Regions from separate parts of the Homo sapiens genome. Here regions 1 and 3 are each linked to region 2. Evidence: chromatin contacts called from ENCODE Hi-C data. All regions are on one chromosome and are shown on one strand. Each heading gives the region's core, a stretch centred on a gene start or an enhancer-like site at or near the end of the contact. The rest is flanking DNA. Distances are from core to core; before and after follow the strand shown.

Region 1 (2,803 bases), core at 304-2,803, 8.6 Mb before region 2:
TGCCACCAGGTTCAGCAACAGGCTACTTTGAGGATCCACATGCAACAGAATCAGAGCTTGCAAAGCAGTCACTAAACTAGTGTTTGACAGCTGTGAGGGCTCCTTTTCAAACTGAAAGCATAAAGCTTGAAAGATGCTATTCTCCAGTATTTCTTTTGGCAGCCCTTGATCACCATCCTTTTTTTCCACTTCACAAATTCGTTGTAAAGCTCCTGCTGCCATAGTGTCAGGCAGGGTTTCCATCGTGCTTATAAAACTTAGCACTTCTTCTGATGAAGTCAAGTTGCTCAGTCTCCTGTAAAACATCTGACTCTCCTCATTTTTAACATTTTGTTCAAGCCTGTCGCAGTCAGATACTTGAGAGAACACTGGTCCACCGAGTGGATGAAGGTCATTTCCATTTTTCGAATGAAACTTTTTACAATGGGCATGATGGAATTTGACCCCGAAAGGCTCAGGTTGTCGTGAACACAACCAAGGGCACAGACGCTCCTTGACTACCTTGTGAACATGATTTAGAGGTTTATTTTTTAAAGCAGCCAGAGCTCTATGCATCTGAAAATCAGATAAACGATAAAGGTTCTTCCTCAAGGTGATTAATGCCATACCATCAGATTCTCAATTTGATAACTAAATTAAAAAATTTAAAAACACATGGTTAAATACATTGAGAACATGATTGACCCAACATCAATGTTTATGAAACTACAAACGAGTATCTGGAAAAAAAAAAAAAAAAAAAAAAAGGATGGTTAACATATAAACACCAGAGGGGCAAAGTCTCTGCATCCTAGAGTTAGAAGAGTGGCTGACATTGAACAATAACAATCGCTATTACTTGCTAAACACTGTTGTAGGTATTCTATTAACTTACACAGATTCAGTACTTTTACTATCATTTTACACGAGGAAGAAGTTGAAGCACAAAGTTACTTTGCCCAGTTTATGCAGGTGGTTAAGTGGCAGAGCTAGGGTTCAAACTCAGGCAATGTAGCTCTTAAGGGTGGCCCTTAAATGTTGGTTGAAGGAAGAAATTGCATTTGGATAGAAATCAAAGAACAGGTAAAGTGGGCAAAATTAGGCGAGGTTAGAGCAAGGCAAGGGTAAAAACGCGCTGGAAAGGCCCTAAGCTGTTGGTTTCCCCTCGGTGTCGGGAGAAGGTTAGTGTTGAAGGAAAGGGTCTACTTTGTCAATGGAAACAAGGTAGGAAAAGAAAAAGCAAAACATAGATCAATGAAGGGAGAAGGTGGGGCGGCCAGTCCAGATCTAAAGACGGTGCGGGGGGATTTGGCAACACGTGTGTGCAAGACAGACAGACGGGAGGCCCCGCGGCGCGTTTTCCTAGGAATGAAAGGGACCCGCGGGGCGAGCACCCCCAAACTCGGCGCCCCGGGGACCTGCGCTGAGACACGGGCCGGGCGGCGCAGCCTGAGGAGAAAGCCGGCCAGGTCTTTGACACCCAGCCGGACCAACTGCGCGGAGACCCCGCGTTGACACCTACCGCGCTCTGCCGGGCAATCACTCCGGGTGGTCGCGGAAGCGCCTGGGCGTCGTGGGCCTCCGTAGCAAACGCGGGGCGGGAGCACGACTCAGGGCGGCGCAATGTGATTGGCCCAGGTCCCCTTCGGAGCTTTCTATTGGTCCTGGGTACCGAGCATGGGCGCTGCGTCAGTGCGCGCTGGCGCAAGGTTGGTGGAAGTCGCGTTGTGCAGGTTCGTGCCCGGCTGGCGCGGCGTGGGTAAGCTGCCTGTCGGCTACGGTTCCCGGATTCCGGCCGCTCGCCCTGCACTAATCTCCTGGGAGAGGCGGCCCGGGGCGGGGGTGGGCAGCCGGCTTGCGCCCGTGGTTCCCACGCCCTTCGGCCTCCGGGGGTCGCCGCGGGCGCGGGCTGGGGCTCGGACTTGGCCTTTGGCCTTTGGCTTTGGTGTCCCCGGGAGCGTGTCCTTGGGCTCGGCGTCGGCCTCTGCCGCGGGAGGCCCCTGGGCGGCGTGGGGTCTCTCCTCATGTTCTGCCTTTGGTTCTAGGCGCTTTCCAGGCCTAGGGAAACCGCACTCGGGGACGCGGGGAACTGGGGAACATGCCGGGTTGGGGCGGCGCGCTCCGGGGAACCCGGGACGTTCCGAGCGCCCACCCGGCGGGACGCGGCCGTGAGTTCTGCCCGCGGCCGTGAGCTCTGCCCACCGCCTCCGCGCCGCTTCCGGGGCTGCTGGGGCCCGGGCCTCCGCTGAGAGTCGTGGGAAGGTGGTGCCGGATTGTGGGGCAGTAGCAGGGATGAGGGGTTGATTGATCCTGGGAAGCCCTCAGGATGTGTGTTTCATGGGAAGTGATAGAAATTTTAGCTGTAGTAAGGTTTTCATTATCGTTTCCACCGTTTTCTGTGAGCTGTCAATGTGTAGTGTTTTCATATTGTTTATTCACTCATTCAGATAACTTATCGAGTACCAGTTTCATGCCAGGTGCCGTTCTGGGCGGTTCATTCACCGAAAGCCAAGCTTTTGGTTTGGGTTTCAGTTTAAATCTGTCTCTGCAAATTGACAGCCCACCAATTTTAGCCGTTAGATGAGTATGGAAAAAAATCTGTGAGTGTCGTTTGTTTTACTACTGCTTATCTCTTGCGGAAAAACGTGTTAGTAAAATGTTTAAGTGGATTGGAAATATTTTTTCGTTATATGCACCCGTTTGTATATATGCCCATACACTCACATATTTTTGATTTGCATTAAATAATGAAGGAGAGTATGTGCTTCAGTTACCTTTAGTACTATGATTAGTTTGTTTAGCGTTAGGATCAAATAAGAACCAA
Region 2 (3,220 bases), core at 291-2,790:
TCCTGAATAAATGGATTAGTGCGAGGGAACTGGCTAGCCCCTTTTTTGCCTTCTGCTTCTTCCACCACATGATGACACCATGAGAAAACTTCATCTATAGAACAGGCCCTCACCAGACACTGACTCTGCCAGCACCTTGATTTTGGACTTCCCAATTTCCAGAACTATGGGAAAATACATTTATGTTGTTCATAAATCACCCAGTCTCTAGTACTTCCTTATAGCAGAGTGGACAGACTAAGACATGAACACCTACACCAGCACTGTTAATAGGATGTGGGATGAGGGAAGTAAGGAATAAATAGCTCATAAAGGCAAAGAGGTGAGGGTGCTGGCTCCAGCTCCAAATTTCTGGCTGAGTTGGTTTTGATCCCCTCATTCTGTTTTACTCAACTAAATTAAGTGCAAAACCATCATAACTGGAAACCCACTAGAATCGCAAATTACACGGCAGCTGGTATGACGATAGCATGTCCTCCTGTGCATATGTTAAAAGCCTCTTCATCCAAAACACAGAAGGCATCAATTCATTCTCCAAATATGCATTAAGCACTTCTTTTTCCAGACAAGGTTTTAGGCCTTGGAGAATGAATTGAGTGAACTAAACAGCCAAACCTGCTGGCCAGATAAGGCACTTCAGAAAGCGTCTAAACCACCTTCCCTCATCATTTTTACTTAAAAGCTCTCAAACACACACACACACCCATCTCGAGTATAAATCTGGAAACTTAAGGGTGGGCCAAGTTCCTCTTTACCCTCCCCGCCCAGACAGGGCCATCACCGTCTCCATCCAGGTCCTCTTCCTCCTCCTCGCTGTCCTCCTCCTGCTGCTTTGCCAACTTCTTCGCCTGCTGTTCAAACCACTGGAGCCGGGGTGGTTTCTCACTCGGGTCTCGGTCGTGGGTCCCACGGCCACCAGTACCCACGGCCACGACATTCCTGGCCTCCTTTGCAGGCGCTGGGGGCGCCTTCTTGGGAGACATGGACGGCTGGGCCTTGATGGCCTGCTGGATGGCCGCGTTCATGGCATCCTTGTCCACACTGTCCACGCCCAGTCCTTTCTCCAAGTTCTTTTCATTCATCATCTCCACTTTCCGATTCACTGCCTGCACGGCCTTCTTCTCCAGCTCAACGTGACGCCGGGACTTGAGGTGGTTCTCGTAGGCGTTGAAAGAGGCAAACTTCTTACTGCAAACGGTGCAGTAGGTGGCCGAGCCCTTGCTCTCCTCCTCCGCGACGGCCCGCTGCGCCCGCACTCGCTCCTGGAAGCCCTCGGCGGTCACTGGGGCCATGCTGGCCACCTTCCGCCGCAGGTTGTAGCGGTGCCAGTCCGTCTTATAGTGGGCCCGCTGCATGTCCGCGTCGCGGAACGCCACCCGGCAAGTTATGCAGGTGTACGTCGCCATTGCCAGGCGAGAAATAAGAACCGACCAAGCCAAACACCTGGTGATCAGCGCCGTGGCCCCACAAGACCCTCAGACCTTAACCCGCCTCAGCAGCCAGGAAGAGCCACTCGACACGCCGACTTCCTGATTGTCACTGAGGAAACTTCCGGCACACGTCGGAAGTTATTCACAACTGGACAGGAAACCCGCCTCTCAGGCTGTGGCCACGCCTCCGCCGCCGTGAGGCCCAGGAAGCCGAGGGAACGCTGTGGCTGAAAGGGACCTGGGTCCGCTCAGTCAGCCCGAGGTGGCTGTTGATTGAGGGAGGTCGCGCCCTCCCAGTTACCTTCCCTGGTGGTTGTGCCGCTCGGTGTGACGCGGTCAAGGGGACGGCTACGCGAGAATGGGGGAGTGGGGCGCCCGAGGCTGCTCCTGGGCCCTGGGAAGCCCCCGATTAATGAATGGTCGGGTCAGCGACGCGAGGGTCGGGGTTTCTCTGAGGACCGCGCGCTGCACCTGCGGAGCCGGGTGAATGGATGTCGCGAAGGCAAGGGCTGCCCTTACCCCTCGGGGCCGACCTCGGAGCCCTCGCCCGTGGTTGCAACGCTTTCCCGGGAAACCGGAGAAGCCAGGCCGGGGGCTCGGCCTTTCTGAGGCGGCCCTTCCGGCGGAGGACACCGGCGGAATTTGAGTGCACAGAGTGCGCGAGAGGAGCTCCCTGTAGACACACAGTCCAAGCCACGTAGGTAATTCTAATAGCAGCCACATTTTTAAAGAGTAAAGAGAAATCGGTGAAACTGCTTTTAATGTGTTTAATTTAGCCCATCCTGTCATTTCAGCATGTAATCAGTCTAAAAGAATTAATTAGATCTTTTACGCTCTGTCGTTGGTTCTAAGTCTTGGAAATCCAGTGTGTGTTTTAGAGTTAACAGCCCATCTCAATTTGGACTAGACCCGTGCCAGGTGCCCAGTTGGCTGTGTACCCTCATGTATATAGGACAGCAAAGTTCTGTAGAAAAGAACTTCAGGCCAGGCGCGGTGGCTCACGCCCGTAATCCCAGCACTTTGCGAGGCCGAGGCGGGCGGATCATCTGAGGTCAGGGGTTCAAGACCAGCCTGGCCAACATGGCGAAACCCAGTCTCTGCTAAAAAATACAAAAATTAGTCCCGGCGCAGTGGCGCAGACCTGTAATCCCAGCTACTTGGGAGGTTGAGGCAGGAGAATCGCTTGAACCCGGGAGGCGGAGGTTGTGGTGAGCCGAGATCGCGCCACTGCACTCCAGCCTGGGCAACAGAGCAAGATTCCATCTCAAAAGAAAAAGAAAACATGAACTTCAAATGCTTGGGGAGGTCGTAGATTTCATCCACACAGCCTGGTTGAACCAGAGTCAGCCTTGTTAGAGTCGAATGTTGCATGCTCAGAATCCAGGCTGCCAAGAGAAAACCAAAAGAAGATGGCGCTTTAAAAAACCTTCCAGTGCCTTCCCTTGACTCAATCAAATTCAAACACCTTACTTTCTATTCTCCGAGGCTCTACCCCTCCCTCTGAGGTCCTGCCACACCCCCTTCTCTACCCTGCTCACCCTACTTGAGTCGCAATGACACATTTGATGTTCTTCTAACAAGCACTTTAGTTGGTACTAAGTCAGAAAGTCAGAAATCCATTACTCTTCTGCTTGGAACATCCTTTTGCTGGCTTGCTTCCTTATTTTTTGGATCTCTGCCCAAATGCCTTTGTAAGAGAGGCTTATCCAAATCCACTTACCAAAAATAGTGCCTACCTTCCTAAGTCCTTACCAGGCATAACTTTTCTCCAGTACTGTATTAGTTATCTA
Region 3 (3,118 bases), core at 150-2,649, 6.0 Mb before region 2:
TTACCCAATTTATATGGTGAAGATTTTTGTCCATATTACTTTTTATAGTATTTCTGTAGGGTAAGTTCCCAGAAGTAATATTGCACGATCATCGAAAAATTTTAGTGTTACATTACTGCCCCATAAAGGTACTAATTAACATCCCTCTCAACAACATAGAAGATTCCTTTTTTTTTTTTTCTTTTTTTGGGTGGAGGGGGGCGGGGACAGAGTCTTACTCTGTCGCCCAGGCTGGAGTGCAGTGGTGCCATTTCTGCTCACGGCAACCTCCACCTCCCGGGCTCAAGCTATTCTCCTGCCTCAGCCTCCCAAGTAGCTGGGAATACAGGCACGCGCCACTACGCCCAGCCAATTTTTGTAGAGAAGGGGGTTTCACCATGTTAGCCAGGCTAGTCTCGAACTCCTGACCTTGTGATCAGTGCTGGGGTTACAGGCGTGACCCACCGCGCCCGGACGGATTTCTTGTTTTCATACTGTCATCAACTTTAAATACAAGTATTTTCAGTTTTTGCCAATGCTGTTAATTTAGAAATGTGTATGTATATATTGTCTGGTGGGTGTTTGGATGGAAACGATCAAAATCGGGCAACTTCCCCAGTTTCCTTGAAGGGAGTGCTTGCCATCGGCCCCTCTGGGAAGTAGCTCTCCGTAGTTCTCCATCTTCCTGTTTTGAGGAACGCAGGAGGAGGTGGATCTGGAGTCTCATCCATTCGGTGGCTGTTAACGGCAACTGCAGCAGCCAGCCAGGTCACCCCCTAAAGCAAAGTTAACCCCTTGCATGGTGCCTTGGTCAGCACCCACCAAATTCGAGGTTTCTCCTATCCTTCGACTCGAGGCTCTTTTGACAGATGTGATTTATTTCCTCCTAGAGCCAGTCACATTGGCTCAAGCAACCTATCGTAAGAAAACAAATACAATAGTGTTTTAGCTGGAAACTGCCCACTGTCTAAGCGGCTTTTTAAATTAAGAACTCAGGTTCACTACGGGATGGCTTAGGCCAGGGAACAGCATGTGCGAAGTTCGAAGCCCGAGAAGTTTGGAGGAGCGGCCCCAGGCGCAGGCGGGTCCCGCAGCGGGGCCCGTGCCGCCCAGGCGATCAGCCCCTTCACTTAACCCGCTTCCCTCCTAGCAGGCCCGAGTCCCCTAGCCTCAGCCTCACGCAGCCAGAGCAAGGGGAAGAGGGAGTCCTTCGTGAGTTCGCCGCTCACATTCGGCGGTGGGAAACCGATCCGAAGATGCTTTTGTAGGCGAAACGCTCAGCTCGCGCGGCTCTGAACCACCGGGGAGCAGCGGCTGCTGCTAGTCGGACTACGCCAGCACCTCCTTGTCCAGCCCGGGAGCAGCCCCGCCTCGCTCAGGGCCGCGTGCGCGTGCGCGGCTCCAGGGGCGGGGCCTGCTCGCGTCCCGGGTGCCTGGATACCGAGCGCGTCCGTAGTGGCGGCTGGCGCTAGGGAACTGCAGGGTCTAGGGTGTTGTCGGAGTGGCAGTTGGTCCGAATTTCTCCCGAAGCCCGCGGAGGAGCGGGTAAGAGCCCCGCGAATCCGGCCCCAACCTCGGGAACGGGATGGGAGGCGGCCCTGGCCGCAAGCCCCGCGCTGCTAGCGGGTCCACCGCGTCGTAGCCGACAGCCGCCCTTCTTCCTCGCAGCGCGCCGCGATTCACCAGCCTGGTCCCTTCTGCGGAGAGCGATGCCGCTTCCCGACACCATGTTCTGCGCTCAGCAGATCCACATTCCCCCGGAGCTGCCGGACATCCTGAAGCAATTCACCAAGGCTGCCATCCGCACCCAGCCGGCCGACGTGCTGCGGTGGTCCGCGGGGTAAGCGCCCTTGGCCCGGGGAGCTGTCCGGTCTACATGCCCAAGCCAGACGAGCCCAGAGAGCCCTCCTCCCGGACCAGGGGCCTTACGCGGCACTCAGCGTCCTTAAGAGTATCAGGCAAAACTTTCCCCTTAGCATTGGTGACATCTATACTTGAGTGTTTTATCTAGGAACCATTTCGATTTATCGACTATGAGACCCGAAATCATTGCAAAATGCTCACTTACCTACAACGTAATGGCAACTCAATTGTTTAAAAGTGTTTATGATGAAGATAGACTAAAACTTAACAAAGTAATTGCATTGGGCAAAAAAGTGTTTACATTATGTTAAAAAAATTACACGGTTGCAGTCACTTTGTGAAATGACTTTACAAAGAGGAATATTTTAGCTAAGTTCCTCATCTGCAGAGAGTCCTCTCAGAGCTATGTATACCCAGAGCTGGTTAAATTTATTAGAACCGGAACGACCGTGGTCATACTGAGGTCATCATCCCTAGAGTGCTCAGGGTAAACTGTCCAGCAAATGAAGCTTCACAGTTTATTTTTTGCCACAAACATTCCAACACTTGCCAGGAACAGACATTCATAATCTCAAAGTTACAAGTCAACAGATCTTAGAGGCATTAAAAGAAATCCTCTTGGTTTTACAGGAGAGCTCTTTGCCCCTTTTCAATAAACAGATGTAAAACAAAAACTCACTTTTATGATGACAAGAGTCAGCACAGGTGTAAATTTAATTTAAATATTTTAGTCATCAACATTTCAAATTTTGGCTGGGCTTGGTGGTTCATGCCTGTAATCCCAGCACTTTGGGAGGCCAAGCTGGGAGGATCACTTGAGCCCAAGAGTTTGAGACCAGCCTGGGTAACACAGCAAGACCCCATCTGTATTTTTTTTAATAAGAAAACTAATTTAAAAAGAAAAAAAACAGCCAAATTTTGCTGGCTTTAAACTCTATAACCAAAGTGAATTAGTTTCGTTTGGCTGCTGTAACAAATCACCACAAAACTTGACAGCTTAAAACACAGACATACATTTGGGCCGGGCGCGGTGGCTCACGCCTGTAATCCCAGCACTTTGGGAGGCCGAGGCGGGTGGATCATGAGGTCAGGAGATCGAGACCATCCTGGCTAACAAGGTGAAACCCCGTCTCTACTAAAAATACAAAAAATTAGCCGGGCGCGGTGGCGGGCGCCTGTAGTCCCAGCTACTCGGGAGGCTGAGGCAGGAGAATGGCGTGAACCCGGGAAGCGGAGCTTGCAGTGAGCCGAGATTGCGCCACTGCAGTCCGCAGTC

The links. A loop is a pair of places that touch in the nucleus more often than their neighbours do. Pooled maps may share reads with other maps.
Region 1: a pooled map shows a loop between it and region 2 (4-fold over the local background). The contact joins the promoter of FASTKD3 here to the promoter of ZNF622 in region 2. A Hi-C loop is called at or near these places in 3 of 50 pooled maps.
Region 3: a loop to region 2 is called in a pooled map, with 5 times the contacts of the local background. The contact joins the promoter of ROPN1L here to the promoter of ZNF622 in region 2. A Hi-C loop is called at or near these places in 6 of 50 pooled maps.

What each region holds. Positions count from the first base shown.
Region 1 is chr5:7,867,478-7,870,280 of GRCh38, forward strand. FASTKD3 (FAST kinase domains 3) reads right to left here and starts at 1,554. Exons shown (of 7, transcript NM_024091.4): 1 at 1,502-1,554; 2 at 1-719. The coding sequence starts at 606. MTRR (5-methyltetrahydrofolate-homocysteine methyltransferase reductase) reads left to right here and starts at 1,671. Exons shown (of 15, transcript NM_002454.3): 1 at 1,671-1,738. RefSeq lists silencers at 1,564-2,003, 2,014-2,063, 2,124-2,173.
Region 2 is chr5:16,464,260-16,467,479 of GRCh38, forward strand. ZNF622 (zinc finger protein 622) reads right to left here and starts at 1,541. Exons shown (of 6, transcript NM_033414.3): 1 at 782-1,541. The coding sequence starts at 1,406. RefSeq lists enhancers at 849-918, 3,201-3,220 and a silencer at 2,726-2,948.
Region 3 is chr5:10,440,480-10,443,597 of GRCh38, forward strand. It overlaps ROPN1L (rhophilin associated tail protein 1 like), which reads left to right and starts at 1,400. Exons shown (of 5, transcript NM_031916.5): 1 at 1,400-1,819. The coding sequence starts at 1,689. ROPN1L-AS1 (ROPN1L antisense RNA 1) reads right to left here and starts at 1,372. Exons shown (of 2, transcript NR_102746.1): 1 at 1,209-1,372; 2 at 256-894. RefSeq lists a silencer at 1,254-1,513.